Linked DNA regions of Mus musculus: all the other regions are linked to region 4. A link is a loop called in an ENCODE intact Hi-C map of the cell type or tissue named here. Cell type or tissue: heart. All regions are shown on one strand. Region 1 has its middle 31 kb from the start of n-TTagt2. Region 2 has its middle 19 kb from the start of n-TTagt2. Region 3 has its middle 6.3 kb from the start of Gm33321. Region 4 holds the start of Fgf9 (fibroblast growth factor 9). Region 5 has its middle 17 kb from the start of Gm33321.

Evidence for each region. Hi-C counts contacts between places; a loop is a spot of excess contacts. Peaks named below come from ENCODE experiments on the same cell type or tissue, not always from the same donor. Only the 100,000 strongest peaks of a DNase experiment are listed, where the experiment ranks them.
Region 1: a loop joins it to region 4, with 2.1 times the contacts of the local background. A loop is called at or near these places in 2 of 42 quality-filtered maps.
Region 2: it touches region 4 in a loop (2.8-fold over the local background); 3 of 42 quality-filtered maps call a loop at or near these places.
Region 3: a loop joins it to region 4, with 2.9 times the contacts of the local background. A loop is called at or near these places in 2 of 42 quality-filtered maps.
Region 5: a loop joins it to region 4, with 1.9 times the contacts of the local background. A loop is called at or near these places in 2 of 42 quality-filtered maps.

The regions. Positions count from the first base shown.
Region 1 is chr14:58,784,263-58,789,262 of GRCm38, reverse strand. No RefSeq gene overlaps it. Among named protein-coding and RNA genes, the nearest start is that of n-TTagt2, 31 kb to the left of the region's middle. In heart, no CTCF peak of the experiment used is centred here; DNase peaks (open chromatin) are centred at 1,902 and 2,272.
Region 2 is chr14:58,797,060-58,802,059 of GRCm38, reverse strand. No RefSeq gene overlaps it. Among named protein-coding and RNA genes, the nearest start is that of n-TTagt2, 19 kb to the left of the region's middle. In heart, a CTCF peak has its summit at 1,943; DNase peaks (open chromatin) are centred at 289 and 579.
Region 3 is chr14:58,304,611-58,309,610 of GRCm38, reverse strand. No RefSeq gene overlaps it. Among named protein-coding and RNA genes, the nearest start is that of Gm33321, 6.3 kb to the right of the region's middle. In heart, no CTCF peak of the experiment used is centred here; no DNase peak of the experiment used is centred here.
Region 4 is chr14:58,068,100-58,073,099 of GRCm38, reverse strand. Fgf9 (fibroblast growth factor 9) reads right to left here and starts at 414. Exons shown (of 3, transcript NM_013518.4): 1 at 1-414. The coding sequence starts at 44. In heart, a CTCF peak has its summit at 1,907; DNase peaks (open chromatin) are centred at 929, 1,869 and 2,399; H3K4me3 peaks cover 3,159 bases; H3K27ac peaks cover 2,691 bases; H3K27me3 peaks cover 533 bases.
Region 5 is chr14:58,281,476-58,286,475 of GRCm38, reverse strand. No RefSeq gene overlaps it. Among named protein-coding and RNA genes, the nearest start is that of Gm33321, 17 kb to the left of the region's middle. In heart, a CTCF peak has its summit at 1,903; no DNase peak of the experiment used is centred here; H3K27ac peaks cover 837 bases.

The DNA of each region.
Region 1 (5,000 bases), 720 kb before region 4:
ACTGTCTCTGTACTGTCAAGGCCCCCACACCAGTCTTTCTGGACCCTGCTTCTCCCCATTCCTAGCTCAGGCACCAGACTTTTAATTCACTTAGCCTTTACCTCTCTTCCTCGTAGACTGTCAGTCTGTTAGGGGAACAATATAAAGTATGAAGGCTAATTTAATTCACTTAAAGGAGAACTCCTAATACAAGAAATTTTCATGAGTCTTCCAAAACTGATTTTTGTTTAAAGTCTTCCAAAATGTAACCTCCTTGACTCCCTAGGATAAATTCTCTTTGAAAAGATTAGATCTATTAAAGCCCCTATACATTTGCTACTCTGACTTGGATAAGTTCGTTGCTGCATGTATAAAACTATACCTAAAACCCCCTATAACTGAGAATCTGGTATACAGTTTGTACTTAGGCAAAACTGCCATAGGCGAAGCACAGTTGCTGGTCCATTGGCCATTTCATCACTACACTGAAGTTCTGTCACCATCACATATAGTAAGATCCAAACTGATTGCTGCAATGTGGGGTTGTATAACAAGGTCAAATAAGTCCAGGCGTGTCACTGTTACCTGGGAAGTTATTTGTGGAAAAGTGAACAAGTACCCAATGACACGAGGCACGCAGAACACCCGTGACATTGAAATAAACACCTGTCAGTCACTGGCAAAGGTCTTCACAAACAGGCTGCATTTTACATCTCTCAGAATAACGAAGATCACATCACAGCCAACTTACTATCAAAGCTCAAAACCAAATAAATGCACAGCACCATTGCCAAGGTCTTTCCTCGGGTTTTATTATTGCTGACAATAGAGCCAGTGTTATGAGAAGCATGCTTGTTGGGCAATCCACACTTGACATGCTTTGTTCTCTGCCTGAACCTGCTCTGGCATGACTTGAGGGCTAATACTCTTTATTTTTTTGGTGTTAATATTAAACACTATTTGGCAGAAGTATGTGAATTCTGCAATCTTTAGTCAGACCCAGAAATGCTTGGAAGATTCTTCCAGAATGATAAGGGGAAAAAATGTTCTAACGTTTCTGGGTGAAGATTAAAAGACCCAAATGTCACACGGCTGATCTTGGTGGTTTCTATTGTTGAGAAAGTGGCTAGAGAGAGTTGACACACAGAGCCCTTGCTTGGAGATGGTAGGTGAGCAAATGGGGGTTCTGGGGAGATGATTCAGGAACTGTTTATGGTGCATCTAAATCCCTCCTCAAACACTGTTAGCGACCACCATGGCTGGAGCTCTGTACTTGCTACATGAGACCCCCTGAAGACACAAAAACAAAGAAAGGATTTTTTTTCCTGAATGGGCCACATCAGAGACAGTTGAGATGAAATCTGACTCGCTCAGATTCTAATGCAGTTTCAAACACTAGTACACGGTCTGGACTATCCTTTGGCTTTTATACTTATGTCCTTCATCTCTAGTGGCCCCTCAGCCAAAGCTGGCAGTCATCAGTAGGTCAAGCTGAAGGGTGTGTTGGGTTTCCTTATGTAGGAGTATCTAGCTCAGGCTATGTGTCAGGGCTGCAGTGACAAACCACCCAGGGATCCAGTTTCTTATTGTTCTGCAAATGTTCAACATTTGCATGTAGTTTCCAGATGTCAGGTGGTGAATGTTAGATTGTTTGTGGCCTTATTTGAATATATACTATTTTGTGGAAAAAATTGCTTTCCAAATACATTGTTTTAAAAACACCTCTCCAAATTGTGTAATTAATAATCTCTCTGTAGCAAAAGCCTTCCTGTCTCATAGCTATTTCTTCAGCCACAAAGCACTGGTATTATTCCATTAGGAGTTGAGTAACTGCAGCTATATTGTGACAATTAAGATCTGGAAAGAGGGAGCATAGCATGGCCCACAGACTGTGACACTGACAAGGGCTGGCTTCCAAGCCTGCGGCTCCATTTCAGGCCTGGGCCCTGTCATAGAGGCAGTCTTGACAAGAGCAGAAATCTGATCCAGGATTACAGTTTAGCTGATTAACAGTTCTACCCCCAAGATCTTGGGAAGGTAGCTTAAAAGAAACATTGTATATCCCTAATACTTCTGACTGAAAAGGAGGGTCAGCTATCCAACAATGCAGGAATCTAGGAGTGGTTCCCAGTTACCAACAGACAGATGGTTCAAAGGGCCTCAGGGCTAGAGGCCAGGAGAATCTGGCTGTCAGAACTGAGCCTGTCAGCCCTGTGTTCAGACATGTGAAGAAGGCTCTGAGAATGGCTCTCTGCTGGAAGCTGGAAACATGGGATTGAGGGGTGCTGGTCCCTTAGGAAGTGTTTCTACTTCCCCTAACACTTGCGGTTTAGAAGCCAGTCAGCCTGGAGCTGGCAGAAAGCAACTGAGGGCAAAGCAGTGGGCCCATTGCATTTGGGAAGAGTGTCTCTGATAGTAAAATAGTACATCCAGATGGAGGCGGGCAGAAATCTTCGGTAGCCTTCTTGCTTGGCCTTTGAGGAAAGGTTTCTCCACCTCTGGTTTGCATTACAACAGGACAAGATTTAGAGAATGGCCTGGGATGGCATAGTAGGAGAGGGGGCACAGTAGCCATAAGACAGGAGGCTCTAGAACCCAATGGAACAGAACCCATGTCCCCATACCTTTGGGTTTGTCAGCAAGAGGTTTTGAAAGGGGATTAGAGGGAAGAAGGCTCATCCTAGTGTGAGGGAAGAAGGAGCAAGCCAGATGAGCACCATGGATCCTGCTTTGGTCCTAGTCTACTGAGAGTTGTGCAAGCAACTGAGTCTACAGCAGCCATGTTCACAGCTGCTTCCCTGACCATGTCTCCTACCCCATGACAGACTCCAGTCTTCTCAAACTAGGAACCAAGATCCATCCCTCCTCCTTGCTTCTTGTCAAATGTTTGATCTCCATAACTGTAGAGAAGGCACTGGTAGGACCAGCTTTATAATCTTGCTATGAGTCATAACACCAAGCCTGCCAACACAGATCTCCTGATCTTCCATTTATAACCCTTCTAATCCTTTCATCTGATTCTCCTTCATTTAAAATTATAAAATAAATTTAGTACTGTTTAATATTTTGTGTAGCCTCCCATTAGTCTGAAGCAGGCTAAGCCAGAACTCGACCTTGCTACCACTAAAGAGATTATCTAGGGCGGAGCCTTCCTCCCTAGATCACTTTATTGTTCTGCCACTGCCGCTGTTCCTCTTCAAGATACTGCTACTTGCTGAGAGCCCCCCACCCCCAGAGCTATTCTGGAGACTATGCCCCATCCTGCATGTCAACACCTGCAGCTGGTTCCAGGCTCCAAGGATGAATTGGTGGGAATGGACTTTCCCCCCTCCTTTATAAAGCGTGTCCGCCATTAAAAATTTGAACCTTGAGCAGACTAGTTGTCTTGGTTCCATTATTTCTCAACCCGCCTAGGCTCCCTCTTTTCTTCCAGATTCCAAGATGCATTCCAGGCTCGAACCCGGATATGTGAGCCGCTGGCTGGCCCCAACAATTTTGAGTCGGTGGCATAGACAAGATTCTCAGTATAAATGTCATATAAAACGCATGTTTGGAAAGGCCACCTTACCTTTTCCCTTCTGGTGTCAGTTAATGCTCACTCAGCTCGACACCCAGGGAAACAATAGCATCTGCGTGTTTTCCTCTTCCCCGGAAAGGAACTCCACTACCATTTGTTTCCTAACACTAACACTGTTTCAAACGATAAAGACACTATGAACATGATTTTGAGACAAAGATGCCATGAAGCCATACAATCAGAATGTAAAATGATGCTTCCAAATGATGTTTTCTGTAAGCAAAGTATTCAAGAAGATTTTAGTATACCAGCAGAGGAAGTATGCTTAGCAACTATACTTGTTGTCTCTGTATTCATCTTGCTACCCTGAAGGTCATAGGATTGAGTAGAAGGTTTCAAATAGGGCTGCCTAGTTTAAGTGCTTTCTAGTGGTTTGATATGCAACCTTAAAGCCTGTTAATCACAATAAAATCTCCAAGTGCTCAAAAGTCCCTGTCTCAAGAGCCAACTATGAGAACTAACATGTGAATCAGCAATCATCTCCTCCAGTCGAGTGGCACTGAAGCTGCTTTGGATGCTGGCACCCTGTGGCCATGACTCCCAGTGTTGGGTGTGTCTGCAGACATCAGAAGAATACTCAGCAGCGGTGTAAAAGTGTAAGAGGTAGTAAGTAGATCGTAAAACTTAGTTTTTAGAATAAAAGATTATAAAATATACTATGTTTCCACTGGCTCCAAAAATATTTGCCAGTTTTCAACTCTGCAGAGAAACCAGGGTAACATGTCAGGGAATGGTCCTATCTTTTGGAGAGTTCTGTCCAAACAGGAGTTACACAGTCACTGTAGAATGAAGATGCCCAGTTGAACCTGGAAACATATTTGTGCAACATTTGCTGTTCAAGGTCTTGCCCAAAAGAACCATCAGCTATAGCATGAATGTTAAACCAGGGCCTTGGAAACCAAAATAACCCTAAGTGAGTACAAATGGCCAGAGAGTGATAATATGAGCTTCGAAATGAGAGAGGGTAGTTAAAACTATTTATTCTGTAAATATGTGCATACAGTTTTCCTAAAGAGAGAACTTAGAATTTATTAGACAACCAAGGCAGGGAGTTTGTGGACAGCACAGGCATTTGGAGTCATTCTCCACCTGGCATTTCCTTTACAAATTCACTCTGGCTTAAACTTCAACTTCTCCTGTGTTTGAAAAACATTCAAGACAGTCATGGGAGGTGTTGGACTGAATTCCAGTGCAGGCATGCCACTATTTTAGATCTGTATCCCCAGTTCCCAGTCTCTCAGTAGGCAAGAGAGGTTTTTATTTGCATTGATGGGGACAATGTGTGCCTTTTAAAATTTTCCATACCTCGGCTTCAGCTTGGGAACTGGGGGTCAAAGCATCTGGAAGTACCTGCATGTACAGAAGTCAGGCTTACTGTTGGAAATGAAGAAAGCCTTCCAATAAAGATCAGAGGGTGAATGGGGTGATGCTGAGTCTTAGCAGT
Region 2 (5,000 bases), 730 kb before region 4:
AAACAGTTAAACATTTTACTTGCTGTTCCAAACCAGTAGATCTTTACCTACCTGTAAACATGAAGTTGTAGGTAGACCTGACTCTTAGTCGGGCTCAAAGGAAGAGAATATTCTGAAATGTCAAGAACTTTGCATGTCACATTCAGTTAGAAATAACATAGGAACAGCTACCCAAAAGCCATGTGGTCCTTTCCAGTTTGAAGCCCTTAAAGCTAGCCAACTAAGGGAAAGGCTATGGTGGCTATTTCTGATGTTTACAGCATCAGTAGAGTTTGGAGCAGCACAGTGGGCCTGGAATCACTCTGGTAACAGTGCTTGTAGTATAGAGCCTGCCAGATGAGAAAATAGCCCAATGATTGGCCTGAGACCAGGAGTTTTGAGACTAAAGAATATGGTATGTTCTAAACCCTGGTGTCCAGCACAATGTGGGGAGACCCTAGTCCACTTCCAATGATACCTGGAAATTCTTTGCTAGTGTGTTTCTTTGCCCACCTTGTCTACTGTGAAGTTTTGTTGGGTTTGTCCCCTTTTAGACTGACTGTACAATCTTCCTGACAAGGTGTGATATGGCTGGCACTTGTTTGGAAGAGCTATAAAGAGGTCATAGGATAGAGACTGAAGCCAGGAGTGGACAGATTACAGCTGGGAAGCTGTCTTTGTGGCTAGGGCATCGCTACATTTGTTTAACTCAACCCCATTGAGCAATCACTCATCACTTTTTATTCCTAGGTTTGAATCTATTATTACTTAGAATTTACTAAGTCTCTGGTGGTCAAACTTCTAGCCCTAGCTTCTTGATTTTCTTCTAAAAATAAAGCAAAACAAATGAACAAAAGCAACAAACATAATTTCTTTTATGTACAGCAATATAGTATAAACATTGAATAATTCTATAATTGAATCGTTTGACATGATATAAAATGTCATGAAATAAAAGAAAAAAATGACAGTTCAAGTTATGAAAACTCCACAAAGTTCAGATTTGGCAGTGGGTCAATGCAAGAAATGTATCTATTGACTACTGGTGCAATAGAAACGCCTATGCACTGGGTAGCCCTGGTTTTTACATATTCACTATGCCTTTCCTATAGTTAATGCTGAAGTTCAATTTGTAGATGTTGTTTCAGTCCAGTTTAGATTCAGTTATTGGGTTTTAGAGAACCCAGGGATCCTGAACAGGAGAACAGGGTGGCTGAGCATGGAGATGTAGTGGTAGTTCTGTAGCTAACTGTGTAGGGTGACAGAGGAGTTTGAGAACAGGGCTTGGCTGGGCAGGTGGAGATGAGGGCTTAGTCTGCATGGCAGAAGTGAAGTGGAGAAGGAAGAGATGAACTCATCCACCACAAGAAAGGATTTCCAGAAATAACAATGTTGAAGAAAGGTGAACACGTGAAAAATAAAACAAACAGCAACATTCAGGATTCCACATCCACCACTGAATATCTTTTAAGAACATTTATGACAGGACTTTCAGTAAACCAAACACCATGTCACATTTCTTTTGGTTTTATGCATTATTTCAGTTTAATTGTCACTTAGGCTGGTGGTTCATTTTTCTTTTAATCCTCCACTCCTTCTCTTTTAATCATTGAAGTAACAGGGCTAGTTATATATTAATTGTATTATTTCTTCAAAAATATATTCATGCCTTGAGTCAGTATAATTGAAATAATCACTGTCATGGATCACAGTAAACCATGAGTCTGACCAGAACTCACTTTTGTGATGCCCTGAAGAGCAATGTTGGGACCACCCAATCCTTTCTTCGTTTTTCACTAACCCACAAGAACACTGAACATGGGGTAGCTTTGCTACATGACAGCTACATACTAAGTCTGTAAATTAAGATAATTTCCAAAGTTCTGAAACCAAGGGACCAGAGAGATGTTCAAAGGTTAAAGACACCTGCCATCAACTTTAATGACCTATATTTGATTCCTAGGAGTCACAGGGTGGCAGTAGAGAATTAACTTCTACAAGTTGACCTCTGATCTCCACATGTACATCATGGCACATAGGAACCTACCATGTACAAAATAAATAAATAAATGCAATACAACTGAAATTAGAATAGTAACAATACAGTCAAACAGATGTAATTGCTACCAGAATGTGTGATGGGTAAAACAATTTAAAGCTGATTAGGGTCATGGCTTTATATATTAAAAATTGTGTACTTGTGTGTATGCATACACACGTGTACAATTTGTTGCTAAATCATTTGAATCTCGTATCTGGGAATGAAAACCTCATATGAGCATCTACTTGTGAGTACCAGGGTTGGGAAAATGTTGGGTTGTAACTTGTTCCCTGAGTGAATGTGGTTCTCATTATCACAGAAGAATGAGAAAATGAAAAACACTAAGGGCTAGAGATTCTACAGTGAACGTTCTAAATATCTGATGAAATGTGTCTTATGAAGTGAGCCCCAGATCCTTTTCAAGGCACTTAATATTCTCTCAAGGGTGAAGTGTGTTTGCTTTTAGCAAAGTAGATTAGCTTACATCTTGTGATGGGAAAAGTCGATGTAATATGTCGTGTCCTTCCCGTCTCGTTTCAGTACAGTTGGTTCGGGTTGTATCTTTTGGCCATAGCTGCAGATCTCAGTTTTCTCCTCTGTCTGAGTGTTAAATCACTTTCTGTCTGCTGTCAGGCAGTCTCTTTTGGTTCCCAGGCCCCCTCCTCTTCTTATGAGCTACTTGCTTATTTCCCGAGTCATGTCGAATCCATCTTTACTTCTCCAACTTCATCATACGTGTGCACTTTGCTTCAGAATCTAGCATTGGTTCATGGACTGGACAGCTGAATGTATCCAGTTTAAGCAGAAGATAAATTATTAGACTGTAAAAAGTTGGGATCAAATTCTCTACAAAAGCATGTGTTCAATAGTCTGGCCTTGGTCTGCAGAGTCAATAAAAGTGGGACAGATCTTTGTTCAGCAGACAACACTGAACAGTCTATTCCTATATCACTCAGTGACTATATTCCTAGTCACTGAGTGATCTGGAAGACAGGTCGACATGACCCAGCCCATTGTTTGTATCTTCTCTTATGCCTCTACTATGCCTTTATAAAATGTTGGAAAATGTGGTGTTCCCAAGTTGGCAGGCTGCCTCTCATCTGTCTTATACTGAGACCCAGCTCACCCAGGGCCCCAGGCCCACTCTCACTCAGCAGATGTTGTGGTGGTTAAAGGATTGCTTGGCTGGATTTCTGGGGTGCTAACATTGTTTATTGGGAATTATGTCATGTGGATTAGAGTGCTCATTCTTGTCTCAAAGAAACTTTATGCTCATTTGAAAATTGATCTGGGACTATAGGGAATGACTTTGGCAGTGACATTTAATTCCAGTTTCCAAGTCAAGGAGGACAACTTCAAATTCTAGAAGACAGGCTTCCGCGTGACTCAGTCCCCAAGTGTGGGATTGTCAACCCAAAGCTATGTTTTTTCAGCTCATCACTGCTCTGTGTCAGAACAAATTTCAGTAAGAAAACTATTATCTCCTGGTGAACAGTAGAGTAATTTCTCAAAACAACCTTGGATTCTAGTCCTATTCTCCAACCAGCTCACATAGCTTCCATATGAGGGTAACAATACTAACAGTGTGAGTTTACTGAAACCAGACAGTCATAAAATGATGGCAGAAATTAATCAGTTCATTTCCAATGACAGTCCTATAATATAGCTATCAAATGTGAAGATCTGTTGTACAGGGATATTATGGAACCATCTCTAAATTCAACATCAGTAAGTAGTTGACTCAAATTAAAACACTAGTTTAAATTTAAGACTTAACAATTTCATTCTATCCACAAACTTTCTCTATTCCAATTTAAATGGTTATAAATCATCAATGTAAAATATTTGAAAAGAAAAGATATAGTATTTGTTTCAAGGTTTCAAACAGTAGAGCTCATAGTTTGTTTAGTTATTTTCCCCCACAGATCAATGTTATGGGTTATCAATTCAGAACAAGAATCTGAGAAGTCCTGGATGAGTGTGAGCTAGCCCACTTTAGGAACTACTGCAGCTGAGATAAGAGTTGGCTAGGACCCAGAATAAAGCAATTTTATCATACAAGAGGAGACATGCTGAGATTCCACCTCACACCAGTCAGAATGGCTAAGATCAAAAATTCAGGTGACAGCAGATGCTGGCAAGGATGTGGAGAAAGAGGAACACTCCTCCATTGCTGGTGGGATTGCAAGTTTGTACAACCACTCTAGAAGTCAGTCCGGCGGTTCCTCAGAAATACCTCTCCTAGGAATATACCCAGAAGATGTTCCAACTGGTAATAAGGACACATGCTCCACTATGTTCATAGCAGACTTATTTATAATAGCCAGAAGCTGGAAAGAACCCAGATGTCCCTCAACAGAGGAATGGATACAGAAAATGTGGTACATTTATACAATGGAGTACTACTCAGCTATTAAAAACAATGAATTTATGAAATTCTTGGGCAAATGGATGTATCTGGAGGATATCGTCCTTAGTGAGGTAACCCAATCACAAAAGAAGTCATTAGATATGCACTCACTGATAAGTAGATTTTAGGCCAGAAACCTAGAATACCCAAGATACAATTTGCAAAACACAAGAAAATCAAGAAGAAAGAAGACCAACATGTGGATACTTTATTCCTCCTTAGAATAGGGAACAAAATACCCATGATAGGAGTTACAGAGACAAAGTTTGGAACTAAGACGAAAGGATGGACTATCCAGAGACTACCCCACCCGGGGATCCATCCCATAATCAGCCACCAAACCCAGACACTATTGCATATGCCAGCAAGATTTTGCTGAAGGAACCCTGATATAGCTGTCTGGTATAAGGCTATGCCAGTGCCTGGCAAATACAGAAGTGGATGCTCACAGTCATCTATAGGATGGAACACAGGGCCCCCAATGGAGGAGCTAGAGAAAGTACCCAAGGAGCTGAAGGGGTCTGCAACCCTATAGGTGGAACAACAATATGAACTAACCAGTACCCCCAG
Region 3 (5,000 bases), 240 kb before region 4:
TTCAATATTAAGGTCCTGAGGAACATAGAAATATCAGGAATGATATATCTCAACAAACTGTATACCACAAACCTGTGGACTGACCTCATTACACAATTCATTGAAGAGACAGTCTACATGAGAAGGAAAATATTCACTTACACACATCTGATAAAGAATTAATATCTAAACTGTATGAAGAACTAGAGAAATGTAAACACTAAGAAATCAGGCAGTACAATAGAGATAGATAGACGGATAGATAGATAGATAGATAGATAGATAGATAGATAGATAGATAGAATAAAGAAACATCTCAAAAGGTGAAGTATAAATATCCTTCAAACATGAAAAAAGATGTTTACCATCATGAGCTATGAAAGAAATCCAAATTAAAACTACATTGAGATTCAGTATCAACTCAGTTAGAATGGCACTAAGAAAACAAATAACAAATTCTAAGGAGACTGAGGGAAGCAGAGACTCTTATACACCACTTGGACAACGTAGAGCAGCTTAGCTACTGTGGAAATCAAATGGAGGCTTCTAAAAGAACTAAAACCACATTCCCCTGTGACCAATGTCTTAGTCAGGGTTTCTATTCCTGTACAAACATCATGACCAAGAAGAAAGTTGGGGAGGAAAGGGTTTATTCAGCTTACACTTCCGCATTGCTGTTCATCACCACAGGAAGTCAGGACTGGGACTCAAGCAGGTCAGGAAGCAGGAGCTGATGCAGAGGCCATGGAGGGATGTTAATTACTGGCTTGCTTACCCTGGCTTTCTCAGCTTGCTCTCTTATAGAACCCAAGACTACCAGCCCAGGGATGGCACAGCATAGGTGAGTGGATCCAGCCAGTGTCACGTGCTGTTCTCCCTTCCTTGGTGCAGCCCAAAGCTATTCTCTGGCCTCTGAGCAATTCCATCTCACCGAGTAGCCTGGGTAATCCTTACAACACTTAGCTGCCAAAAACAATCAGTGTGTGCTTTCTGCCTCCCCTTTGTCTTCTTCCAATCCTGGAAAATGATGTTTGTGTCCATAATCTATGCCACTCAGACACCAAGCCTCACACAGCTAAATGAATATCTCTAGCTTGTTTGCTTTCTCACTCTCTCAAGCTCACTCTCCTCCTCCTTCTACTGTTCCTCTCTCTCCCTCCTCTCTTAACCCCTCCTAAACAGGCATAGCATCAGAAATTATTTGTTATCTGGATTATAGCTCAGTGGGGAAGTATGCCAAGAGGCCCTAGGTTCTGTCCCCAGAATATGTTTTTCATATGCATACACAGACACACACACACACACACACACACACAAAAGAAAAAAGAGGGGAAAGAGAGACTGAGAGGAAGAAATCAGAAAAAGAGACAGAAATAGAGACAGAGACAGAGAGATTGAACTAGAGACACAGAGACAGACAGACCGACAGACAGACTGGCAAACAGAAATTATTCACTCAGTACAATGCTATAACCTTTCATAGAATCTGAGTCTGGCTCAATGTAATGCATAAGAACACTCTGCTCAGTGCATGAATCTGTGTGTGTGATCATGTGTATGTTCATATGTATGATTATGTGCATGATCGTGTATGTTTTCAAGTGTGTGTGTGTGTCTGTATCTGTGTGTCTGTCTCTGTGTACGCATATGAAAAACACAGGACAACCTTGCTGACATTGCTCAGGGACGTCTACCTCATTTTTGGAGTCTCTCATTGGCATGGATCTTGCCAAGGGGACTAGGCCACTAGCCAGAAAACTCAAGCGATACACTTGTGTCTGCCTGTCCAATGCTAGAATTAATTACATGCCCAGCTTCTTTGCCTGGGTGCTGGGGATTTGAACTCAAGTCCTCATGCTTTCGCAGCAATCGCTTTACTGACATAACTATCACTCACTCTAGTGCCAGGATTGGTTGTCTTGTTTCATTTTGTTTTGTACCAGCATTAAGTGGATTATCCAACAGCTATGCTCATGGATTTTTATCTGCTTTCTGTTTTTCATGATGGTAGAAAGAACATGGATTTTTAAATTACACAATGCATATGACATCATAGCTCTGGGCAGCTTTGGAGGAGAATTTAGCTATTTTTCCTTTATTTCTCTGAAATCTGAAAACTACTACAAACTCACGGGCTGTTTGAGAGGATTTCACAGGCTTGACTGATCATTTTCAGCTCACAAATCTCCACTGAGCCTCTTCACTTTTTCCCTTGCCCAGAAACACGCCTGCTCTTTTTATTCTTGATTTACAAGCCAAATTTGGCATGCAGTTCACTTACATATGCTGATTCAGGCTTATTGAAGGCAGGTGCACACTTTAATATATGTGGGTATAGGGACTCCCTTCCAGCCAATAAAAGAATACTGGGCATGCTCTCGTGTGGAATATCTGCCCGCTTTTATTCATAGACCTGAAAATCTGGGGCATTTGTATTGCTTTCACATATTACCATGAACAAATTGGGATAGGCAGAAATAATGTCCGAGCCCTACAATGGCACCATATTAAGGGAATTTGAGCCAAACTCTGCCTGAAAGGGATCCCAGAGCTGAGGGCTATGCTGTCTTGGTGCTTTTGTATTAACGCTATGTAAACACAGTCTCACTGCTCCACAGGGACAGGTAAATGCAATACCACATTTCCATCAAAGCAAGATGTGCGCACAGCCCTCCACTTGTACAAGAAAAGGAAGCCGCTCCAACAGATGCATCATTGTTTGTATTAGACAAAGCTATGAGCGAACAGTGGATATGAGAAGACCTCATTTAGTGACCTCCAAAGTTGCCTGCGTCATCGTGGTGACTGATCCTGGATGTGGTCCAACGCAGCTCTCAGGTGTAAGATGAAAACAGTGGAAGGTGACAGTATCTGATATTCACAGGTCAGAGCAGCAAGAACCTCATAAGTAGGTCTCCTCTGTCCCTGGGGCAGCCTAGTGGAGGAGAAGACAAGGGCAAGGTAGATGCCCCCTGTGCCTTACCCCCGTGTGCACAGACCCCTACAGTAGTGCCTGGAAGGGAAGTTGTTTCATGGTTTGCTAATACCCAAGGCAGATAATATGAACCAATGCAAGCTGAACAAAGGGTACACCTAGAGTATAAACAGTAGCTATCAAACATGTTACAGGGATGGAGGGATGGCTCAGTGGTTACATTGTTGCTCTTGCAAAAGACCTGGGTTTAATGCCTAGGATCCAATAGGCATATCCATGGTACACCTACACACATATAGGCAAAACATTCATATACATAGAGTAAAATAAATCCAAAATATATTTTTACAAAACATATGTTATAAGTGACTGTAAAAAATATGACTTGGACAATTGCTGTTAAATATAGACTCAAAAGGCGGATCTTGAAAGGATATAAAGACAGTGAAAAGGTGGGGCCCTCATCCTAGAGCAAGCAGCTACACCCAAGGATCTATGGAGTAGCTGTGCCTAACAGAACCCAGGCTGCTTTGACCCCTGCCTTATGCTTTCAATCACCAGTTTCACAGCCCATCTGAGCTCATTAGGTAATGCCTGTGATACTCCTCTGAGCTCACTAGGTAATGCTTGTGGTACCCCTTCCTCATCTATATCATCTGTGAACAGAGTCACGCAGAGCAGAGGTCAAGACTGGAACCTCGAAATCGTGAGAGCAAGCCTGGGGTATGGGGACAGGCAATGAATCTTAGCAATATTATGCTGTCATGAATGGAAGTCTTCACTGAAACTGACTATAAAATCCATTCCTGATTTTTAATTCTTCACCTTAAACTTCCACTTTGATGCAAAAAACAAAAACAAACAAACACACAAAAAAACTGTCCCAGAATCAACTAGAGTACTGAATCCATTGCGTCCTCCAAACATTCCTCCAACCCATTTTCTCCTTCATAAAGAATCACCATCGACTCTCTAAGAGAACTCCCACATACTTTGGTCTCCCTTGCACTCTTCTTGCAAAGTAACCTTTAAGTAAAGACAACCACAGCCCTAGCTAGGACCCTAGGAGTTGGGTACCACTGCCAGCTGAGCTGGAAACTGAACCATGTTATAAGCATGACTAAGCCAGACCATCTCTACAGGCAGCACATCATTGTAAGGTCTGGGAGACGTGAGGTGCAGACAGGAGAGAGCTCAGGAGTATAAGAGTGTTTCCTGCTCCTCAATAGGACTCTGGTTCAGTTCCCAGGACCCACAGTGGGGAGATCACAGCCACCTGAAACTTAGCTCCAGGGGATCCAACACCTTCTTCTGGTCTCCACAGACACCTGCACTCATGTGCACATATCCACACACAGATAAAGGCACACCGTTAAAATATAAATCTTGTTTTTAGTCAGTCTGAGAAAGGGAGGCTGCACCCCTATGGGTAAACATTGACCAAAGGATGGTTTTCTTCCTAAAAAAAAAAAAAAAAAATGCAGTGGTCACCTTTAAGCAAACCTAGAAAACACACGTTTGCAAAAATAGGCTCTCTCTTTCCATTTCCTTCTCCTGGACCAATATCATGGCAGCCTTATCTATATTTGATCTTTCTTCAATTTCTTTCTTTTGACTCCTCTCTATTCTACTTCCCCCCAATATGCGAAAAAATCATAGATCTTTCAATTTGCAAATTATTCATCCAGTCCAGGACTCATATCTGAAAATGTCTAGCAATCATACAATGAAAACAATCTAACAAAAATGCGAAAAGACACATGAAGAACATTCACCAAGGTAGACTGGACATGTCTACCAAGGAGGTCACGGGGCCGTCAGCACCAGCCAGCAGGCAAATCAAAATCAAACCTGTGGGACACAGCTCCACACACATAAGAATCCTGAAAGGACCAGGTTCTGAGACACTAGAAGCAGGTGAAGCATGCAGGTACTCCTAGGGAAGCCATGTTGACCAACCAACTGGAAACTTCCATGACCTTTTCGACCTGGTTCTGCTGACTCTGGAAGTTCTTTAGAAACACCCAAGGAGCTGAAGGGTCTGCACCCTATAGGTGGAACAACAGTAGGAACTAACCAGTACCCC
Region 4 (5,000 bases):
TCCTGCACACCGAAATAGCTCCCAACTTCACCTAAGGGAGCCATCAGAGGACTCGGCTTTTAAGCACAAGAATAAACAATAATGATGGTATCAACCAGGAGACACTAGGCGAGGTATATCCAACTCCCCTCCCTTGCCGCAGTTGCAGACAGAGAGGGAAAAAGGGTTCTTTTCTTCAATCCATCCGATGCATAAATAAAAGTAATCGGCTGTTTCTCTGGCACAGGTTCAAGGTCAAACCACTGATAGTCTAAGAAGCCACCACTTTATACTCACACACTGACATTGATCAACACAGCTATGCATCGCTACATATGGAGCCTCGACTCTCAGCAGGCAGAAAGGTCTTCATCCCATCCGACCGTAATAAGGGAAAAAAATCCGTAGTTTCTCCATTTGCTTAGAGATCAGAATGACCATAGCAACGTAAGTGCCTGGGCGATATTACAGGGATTTTTAAGATGCTCGGGCTACGTCAGAATTTACGGATCCTGACTCCAGAAAGGCATGCGCTGTTTTTACTCTCTAACCGACTCTGCAGACATCAGCATGAATCCTTCAAGGGGAAAAAAAAAATCTCACGTTGGCGGCGGCGACAAATCTCTCCTCCCAGTCCCTCCTCCAAAAAATAAAGATAATATAACAAAAAGAAGGGGGAAAAAACTTTCGGCGTCCAAAGCTAGTATCCAGAACGCTGCAGAGGCTCTGCGGAGGTCCAGCGGCTTGCAGTGAGGCGAGCGGCAAGCGGCGGGCGAGGACCGCGTCCCGGAGCTCGCGTGCTGCCCGGGCTGCCGCGAACAGGTGTCGCCGCGCGGGCCGCGCAGCGCCGTGGCCGCGGAGCGCTCCTCCTGCGCAGCCCCCGCCGGCGCGCAGAGTGGCGCAGGCGGCGGCATTGGGCCGGGTTTAAGGTAGCGCGGCGGCCGCCCCGCTCCGCCCGGTCCTAGCGCCCGCCCTGACGCTCGAGCCGCTCTGCCGCAGGCCGGGCACAGGCGGGCAGAGCGCGGGACTTCTCCGGGAGGACGACCTAGGAAACCCGGCTTTAGAGACGCCGGAGACGCGGTGCCAGAGACGGGAAGCAGCAGCCCGAAGACATTCGGCCACAAGAAATCTAGCTTGCTAGAGACGCAGGGTCAGAGGGGAACTGAGAAAGCAGTTTTCGCGCGGACTCTGTAACCTTGCGTCGCATTATAAAATAGACTGGGAGGGAAGGGTTGGTGTAGGGAGCTTGGTTGGACAGGGCAGTTTCTCTTTCATTCTACAGCCAGACTTACAGACGCGCAAACAATATTGCAGGTAAGACAGTTGGGTGTGAGTCAGATTCTTCTCTCTCTCTCTCCCTCTCTCTCACTCTCTCTCTCTCTCTCTCCCTCACACACACACACACACACACACACACACACACACACACACACACACAAAACACACACACTGGTGGGCCCACACTCGGGTTTGTTAAGGGAATTCTGGTTCGCATCTTTGAGTTGTTCGGGTCCTGCCTCCCCCCAGGTTCCCGCGGCTAGGAGCAAAGGGCACCCAGGGCGCCTGAAAACAGCCCCTGTCCTTGAGTTCGACTCACGCCCCAGATCTGAGTGTGCGTCTTCAGGGAGAAGGTTCCAATGAGTTCTCTCTCGCCCCCAAACAAAGCTACTCAGGACGGGCTTTGCCACCTTGAGCTCTACTTTGCCTGGAAGTGAAAGGCTCGAGTTCCAGGGTTGCTCCATGGCCCGAAGCTCTCTGCATAGCCTAAGAGCCAGACAGGAGCCGCCGGCTGGGCACGGGCGCTGTTCGCTGCTCAGGGCTCGCTCGCTGCCGCGGGTGACTTGGAAGCCGGAGCTCTGGTCCCGGGCCAGGGCTTTTGCTCGAGGCCAGCAGCCTTTGAGCCCAGCCCCATGCAGGGACAAAGAAACGCACTGCCCAGGGCAGCCAGGGGCAGGGGCCGCCGGTGGCGCTGTACGCGCCCAGCCACCAGCCAGCACCCCGATCCGCTGAGCGCGGCGTCCCCAACACAAGCACTGTCTCCGCAGCCCGCCCGAAGGCCTGGTCGTCGCCCCCCCCCGCCCCCCCCCCCCCACGCTCCTCTTTGTTCACATTGTCTTAGACTCTCGGGTCAAGATGGTGAAAGTTGCTAAGACTTGAGCGCAGCTCCCGACGGCGTGCGAGAGGGAAGCAAAGTCCAAAGACCAGAGCCCTGCAGTAGAGAAGCAAATAAAAGGCTTTTTTCTGGGGGAGAAGTCAGCCTATGGCGGCGAAGCCCTGGGGCTGGCCCTACTCCGACCAGAGGGTTTCGCCCCAAAGACGGAGGAAGCAATGAATTTGCAGATTTCGCTGGCGTTGGAGGTGCCCATCCCTGGAGCGACCTTCCCCTGCCCCCGGGATTAGAAAGCGTGCTCCCGCAAGGCCCCAAGGGAAAAGAGTGGGGCCAGGTGACCCTCCCCTCTGTCCACTCCCACACCTCTTTGCCGCAGTCTGGGGTCATCGGGAGTCCGGGCACTGGCTTCTTGAGTCTGGCTTACAAGTTTCCACTGCAGAAGAACCCTGCTGTGTGGTATTTACAGCAGTCTCATCCACGGTGTTAGAGAGCAGGCTGTAACGCTAACTGCCTAGTGGCAGATACAAGAAACTGGGAGGAAGTGACACTTCTCATAAACCATTAGAGTAGCTCGCATTAATCACCCCAAGTCGCCAAGGGCCGTGGATTAAGCAGGGGCGCTGCCTTTGTACCCTTTGGGTACAAAGTGCCAGGTTGATTTTTTTTTTTTTTTTTTTTTAATGGTAGAAGCGATCGAGAGAATGAAATGCAGACAGGAAGGCACTTTGTAAAAGGATGGAGAACAGGGCGCAGACATTTCCTCCAAGGCAGTTTTTCCACCAACTGTCTCCAACCAAGTCTTTTCGGTCTGAATTTAGCCTCTTAGCCTATGAGCAGAGATCATTTCCGCCTTTGAGTCTTGAAGCATCCTGTCCCTTTAAAAGTGATGCAGCAGTAGGAGAGAGTAAAGTAGCTGACCCAGCACTTTTGTTGGTAGAAACTGCAAGCAGCCCTTCGCATCTCATTCCCACTACAGTTAGTTTAGCTCCTTTCATCTGCATCCCTAACTCTGCCTGCAAGCTGCTTTCCTGACTCCCTGCCTCTTTGCTTGCCCATCAGGTTTCTTTGCTACTTACATTTGGTCCTTTCCCTACACAGTGATAGAAACGATGACCTTGCTGTTTCCCTGACCTTATAACGTTTCTTTCCAAGCAGTCAACGGGCTCCCATGGCAAAAGGTTTCAGGATTACTTCAGAGCTATACCATAACTACAGACTCCCCACATTCAGCTTGTAGGATGTTTTTACCAATACTCTTCAATGACTTACAACAAGATGGTGGCTTTGCTTTCTAGACACACATGGTACAACTAACTAACTGGCTTCATTACACCTGCCTGGATGACTGACTTTAAGAGAAAAAAAAAAATGCACATGAAGCAGGCATAGACAATAGACGCTCAAGCCAGCTGCCCTCGCCATATCCTTCCTCTTTGTATAGCCCTTAGTGCATTTCTGCACATTGGGGTATTCAGTAGATTCTAGTGGATCCCAATCCCCAAATTCTCTAATGCTGTCTCTCCTCCAATGCCTTAATCCTCTCGTTTCTCATTTTCCCCCTTTACCTGTGTTTTCTATCAGGATATCATTTGTCTTTTCTGCTATCACGTTAGTGCATGGACCCAGTCTGGGATAAACAATGGGATGTCAGGGAGCCTATAACAAGGAATAAATGCCCCAAGCATCCACAGATCTGCATCATGGCATCCAACATTCTACCTATGCTCACTGTGGTAAACAATGTTCCCCCCACTTCGTGGGTCCCCATGAGTTGCTGTGCACCCTGGCTTAGATACACATATATAAACATGACCATAAGTCTTCCACACATTTGAAGCAGCCATTAGTTCTCTTCACCTGCCCTTCTTTTGTCCATTAATTGGTGTGTCCTTTGTACATATGTACACTCGAGCGCGCGCGCGGGCGCGCGCGCACACACACACACACACACACACACACAACCAATCAGCACAGAATCCTTCCATTCCCTTCCAGTAACAATGGCTGTGTAACCAGGTCACAGCCCTCCATTTTCTATTCCCTCCATTCTCCCAACCCCACCCATACCCTTCAAGCTACTAATGGCACTGGGTGAAAGGGGAATGGTTTGGGTTCCCAGGCTGACCTCATGGAAAAGTTTCAACTTGGTAGGCATGGAACCATTGCAGGGAGGCCTGGCTTGCTTCCAGAGCTGCAGACATTCCAAATACTTTTGTGCTTTAGCCATTTTATTCTCAAAACTGACTTCGTGGTTACTCTCAAAACTGATTTCATGATGTGAATGCTATTTTGTTGCATTTTTCCAATGAGAAGATTGTGGTTTGTGAAGACTAAGTAACACACCCATCACCCCATTGCTAACAAATGGTGAAGTCAAGTTCGTACACCTCAGAGCTACATGGCACAACAATGCCATGTATTATAAGAGACACACTCTTGCAGAACATTTGATGGCACATACCTATACTCCAGCCCTCAGGAAGCTGAGGCTGGGCATTGAAAGTTCAAAGCCACCCTGTCCTATACAGCAAAACCTACCTCAAAAACAACCAAAAGTAATCTGGCAAGTGTGTTTTTACCAAATAAATATTCATGAGTAAATAATTAGCACATGTACTTAACAGCCTGTGGTTCTGAGTATGTAACACAGTTAGATACATTCTATAGACCCCAGGTAGGGAAAGGACAAAAAAATAAAAGAGCACAAGAAGCATATGAAGAAAGGTTTTTAAATCTCCCTATAGACACAAAACATTTTTGAACAAATTAAAAGATATAAATAATATTTCTAAATAGAAACAATCTCAATTTTGAAAATATATAATCCTTCCTAGAGTAATTTAAAAGCTTAGCATGATTACGGTAAGAGTAGTATCAAATTCTCTTATTAGCTACATTGATGCTAAAGATA
Region 5 (5,000 bases), 210 kb before region 4:
ACCTCAGTTTTTATGGCTATCTGCTGGTGGGCTGTTTTGCCTTGTTCTGGTCTATTTCAACATCCATTTGTGCTGCAGGACGAGCTCCTTCATAAACACATTTTTTACTCCACCTTGCCAGGCAGGAGTCCTCGGCCCTGGATCCACCCCAGTAACTGTAGGAGGTCTCTCCAATCAGATTTTGGGAGCGAAGGCACGCATTGGTGGCCCCTTCACTTGCACTTCTCCGCCGCACCCCCATAACTCTCATCCTTGACGCAGACCAGGACCCCTAGCAACGGGAGCAACCTTGGCCCAGTCTTAACCACCAAATGCTCTGATCTCAGGGTGAAAGAATCCACCTTCTCTTTCAAAGCTTCAGACGAAATGAACTCATTTTTGCTTGAAAATCACAGCAGATAGTTTCCCATCTATGATGGATTCATAGGGGGCGTTGAAGAACGTGTGAGAGGGCAATGTTGCACAGAAACAAAAGTCAGACAGAGGCCACCCACACAGGCATGCAGAGTTGACAGCGCTGACCTGGGAGCCCTGATGACAGAGCTGGGAGGCAGCCTGCTAGGAGACTGGGGGAAATCAAACGGCTCAGTTGTCATATCAAGGTGTGTGTATATGCATGTGTGTGTGTGTGTGTGTGTGTGTGTGTGTGTGTGTATGTGTGTGTGTGCACTTATGAGTGCACGTGCATGTGTGTGTTCTGTATCTGTCCTTGCCCAAACTCTCCCCACTTCTGGCATGTAGCACCCACAGAGTCCCGTGATACATATGCTACATACTGCTCTTATTCCAGAGATGTAGGGGCTTCTACCTGCCCTCTCATTTCACCTCTAATCATTCAGTGCTCCCAAACGCACTCATCTTGCCCAGCTTGCCACGCCATGACCTTCAGGAGATGCAAAAATGTGTCTCAACAATTTAGACAAAATTTGGTGGAAGCTTTGAGGTTCTATGAGGTTTTTTTTTTTCTTTCTATTTATCACTTTAATTTGACCACTCCTAAAATCATCAGAAATGAAAATAATTCTTGGTGAATAGTTTTAAAAGTAGAAATGATTTATGCGATTATTTACCAGCAGAGAAAAAAAATTATCATGTTAATATTTCAAAAGATTAGTTTGTTGGTGGGTGGGTGGGGTGCTCCATATTACCAAGTCTTGCTAAATAGTAAGACAGCAATGCATGTAAAACTGTCAAAGACAGAATAAAGGCCAAATCTTATTGAGAATTATGTCACAAATTTCTCCTAAGACCTGATTTTGGAAGGAGATGCTCTGAGTGCGCGTTCACTCCAGAGAGTGTGTATTTCACAGTGCAGTGGGTAATACGAGAGACATGTTTCTGATAAGCAAGATCGAATTGTCCTTTCACACACGGCCAGCAATAAAACATGGAAGCCAAGTCCGGCACTAGCCTTCAGGGGTGTGGTTTTACACTTTCCGATGATGATAGCTATGAATTTGAGGCAGCCTGGTCCTCACAGTCTAGAAGACTTGAACATAAGATCTAGCTTTCCTAGTTAGGATCAAAGATTGGCTTCATAAATGGCAATGCCCTGTTTTTCCTTCCTTCTGAGAGCAGGACCTTTATCAAAATGAGCATTCTGTAACAGAGATTGTACTGAGGTCAACACAAGACACTCTAAGAATGTTCTGGGAAACTAACACCTCCTTCCTTGATAGGAAGGCTAAAAATGAGACAGTCGCAGCAATACAGAAATAGAGGCAGGAGTCCAAAACAGCCAGGGAGAAAAGGAAGTAGCAAGAACTCAGGTCAAATGACTGAGGACACGCCTCCCTGCACTGGCCCAACCTCCCTAGAGAGCTTCTGTTTGCAAAGAAGGACTAACCAGGAGACAGCAGGAGCCTTGGGGAAGTCCTTGCCTGTGGTAATACAACCCTACTGGCTGGGCTGATGAACTACAGTTTCACCATTCAGGCATAAGTGCCTGTGTTAAAGATGGAAGGAGGGAGACCGAGAAAATACTCTGGTTTGGGAAATGTGGAACCACTTTTTTTTATTATTATTAGGTATTTTCCTCGTTTACATTTTCAATGCTATCCCAAAAGTCCGCCATACCAACCCCCCAATCCCCTACCCACCCACTCCCCCTTTTTGGCCCTGGGGTTCCCCTGTACTGGGGCATATACAGTTTGCAAATCCAATGGGCCTCTCTTTGCAGTGATGGCCGACTAGGCCATCTTTTGATACATATGCAGCTAGAGTCAAGAGCTCCGGGGTATTGGTTAGTTCATAATGTTGCTGGAATCACTTTTAATTACTTTTCTGTCACTGTGATCCAACACCTGATAAAATGACTTTAAGGAGAGAGGATTTATCTTGCCTCCTGGGAAGATCGGCCTGGTGGAGTTCATTGCTGAGGATGTATGAGAGCTCAAGCCTGGGCCTCTTCACATCCCTGGTGAATCAGACAGCAGAGACAGAGATGCAGTAGGAAGCAGGACCCAGCTATGAACTTCAAGGTATACCGGTCAGCAAGCCACTACCTCTATATCCCCACCTCCCTCCCGAGTGTCCCACAGCCTCCCAAAACAGTGCCACCAGCTAAGAACCAAGTCTCCGAATGTAAGTAACCAGATCAATCCATTTAAGCACAACACTTCCCATTGTCACCTTAAGAGTCTCCTATAGGTGGAACAACAATATGAACTAACCAGTATCCCCCAGAGCTCGTGTCTCTAGCTGCATATGTATCAGAAGATGGCCTAGTCGGCCATCAGTGGAAAGAGAGGCCCATTGGTCGTGCAAACTTTATATGCCTCAGTATAGGGGAACGCCAGGGCCAAGAAGTGGGAGTGGGTGGGTAGGGGAGTGGGGGGGGGGGGGAGGTATGGGGGACTTTTGGGATAGCACTGAAAATGTAAATGAAGAAAATACCTAATAAAAAAAATTTTTTTAAAGAAACAAACAAACACACACACACACACACACACAAGAGTCTCCTTGATTTGAAATTGGAAATAAAATAAAAATCAAACCCAAGCAGACCCAATTTCCCTACCAGCCGTGACCAAGCCCACCTCCATTTCTCTCCAACTACCATCTTCAGAAAGTTTTCAAATCTTATCAGGCACACCCAGATTCCACTGAATTTTTACTTCTACATCTTAATGATAACAAAAAAAAAAAATTGGTTCCCCTGAAGTTTACTTCAGGTATCAGCCTCAGGTGGAAGTGGCTCAAGTAAGATATTTCTAGGACTTGCGCCTAAGACACAGTGTCTTCTGAAAGGCAGAATTGCTAGCAAGAACATGGAAAGCCCAGTGGCCCCACATCACCCTTCATAGCCCGCAATACGCCTTGCTCCCTCTCAGTAAAACCGGGCACTGAGCCCACAGAGTAAGACGCTTAATCGGCCCCTTCTCCTGTCGCTGCTGAGAGCCCTGTTTATGAAGGTCTTCTCAGCAGCACGTGGACTTTGTTATTTACACTCTTACTGATACAAAAAAGTCCTTAATCTTCATTTTACACAGTGACTCAACGGATCCTAATATAAACTATGAAAAATGCTACGGGGAGGAAACAGACTCCGTGATTGCCAGGGTGCAGGCAGGGGTGGCAACGGGGAATTCTGTGCATGCTGCACTGCATTGCGCATGTCCAAAACAACCTTGAATTTGCATAGAGGTCCCTGCCCGTTAAAGGAAAAGAAAGCTGGTGGCAGCTGAAAGAGGCTTCTACTAACTTTCGTCTAAGATTCCACTTTGCTGGGGGAAAAGTACTGATTAAAGAAGAGGTTCCTGGATGTAAGAGAGAGGGAGTGTTGAACATGGGAGAGAAGTCGGAGGGAGGAGAGATGATATAAATTATATTTTAATTAATTATTGAAAAACACTGTGCAGAGCTATAATCAATATTTAAATAAAACACAAATTCACAAATTATCACTACTTCAGGGAAAGCTGTGATGCCAAATGCTGAATAAAGACACCTTCAAGTGACAACCATTTAAACCATGCAATGTATTCTTGTGACAATGGACAGTCAGGCCTGCCTTTTTTTTTTTTTTTTTTTTTTTTTTTTTTTTTGAAGCACGTGCCACAGCAACCAAGACAAGACACACCTAGTGAGATGAGATGAATGGATAAAAGGAAATGTAACTAAGGGAGAGAAAATGTTGTCTCAATACTTGGTGCTTCCAAACAACCCACTTCGGACCCCGCATTTAGAACAGAGCCCTGCTGTGCACAGCCACATCTGGATGTTTCCGCTTCGGTAAGCAGCCCTCATGCCAGGCATCCTACAGTCTAACTTAGTGGACACTGTCTACCTGAAGACAGTGCAGACCAGTGAGACTGACCCACCTCAGATGCTAGGAGCAAATCGCAGCTATGTTCTCATCACCTGGCTGTAAATGATTAGTCCCTAAACCACCTTCTTACGTTCAACCACAGGATTCAGGGCAGTGCCATGCTAAAGTCTTCTTATTCATTATGAGGGGCTGGAGACCAGCCAGGTGGAGTGATACATCAGAACATGGGAATGGCTACCATCACAGCCGCTCTGTGTTGGTGTGATTGCTCACAGCATTGGCCTCTGGTTGTCAACTCTTTTGGGCCCCTCTCCAAAAAAAAAAAAAAAAAAAAAAAAAAAAAAAAACTGCAATCTTCTAACTTCATGGGCGGCAGTATCCCTGACAACAAACCCCCATCCAGAAGCCAGATATGTAGGAATCGCCAGGTCCTGCCATCCCATTAACCTACAATATGACTCCCACAGCTTAGGGATACTGAGAGTTTCAGATGTGTGCCAGGAAATAGAGATAGAAACCAAATATATGGGGTTTTTTTTTTCTGTCTCCTATAAGTCCCAGGGAAATGCTCTATCACTCCCAACAACATGGATAAGCCTGAAAGGCATTGTGCTAAACGTTGACCAGGTGACCCGGTCCTCAGGTCAGTCAATGGGGTCTGCAAGAGGGAGAGTGGGGACTGAGGGGCAAGAGACATGAAGAATGGAGACAACACAGGCTATCTGCTCAA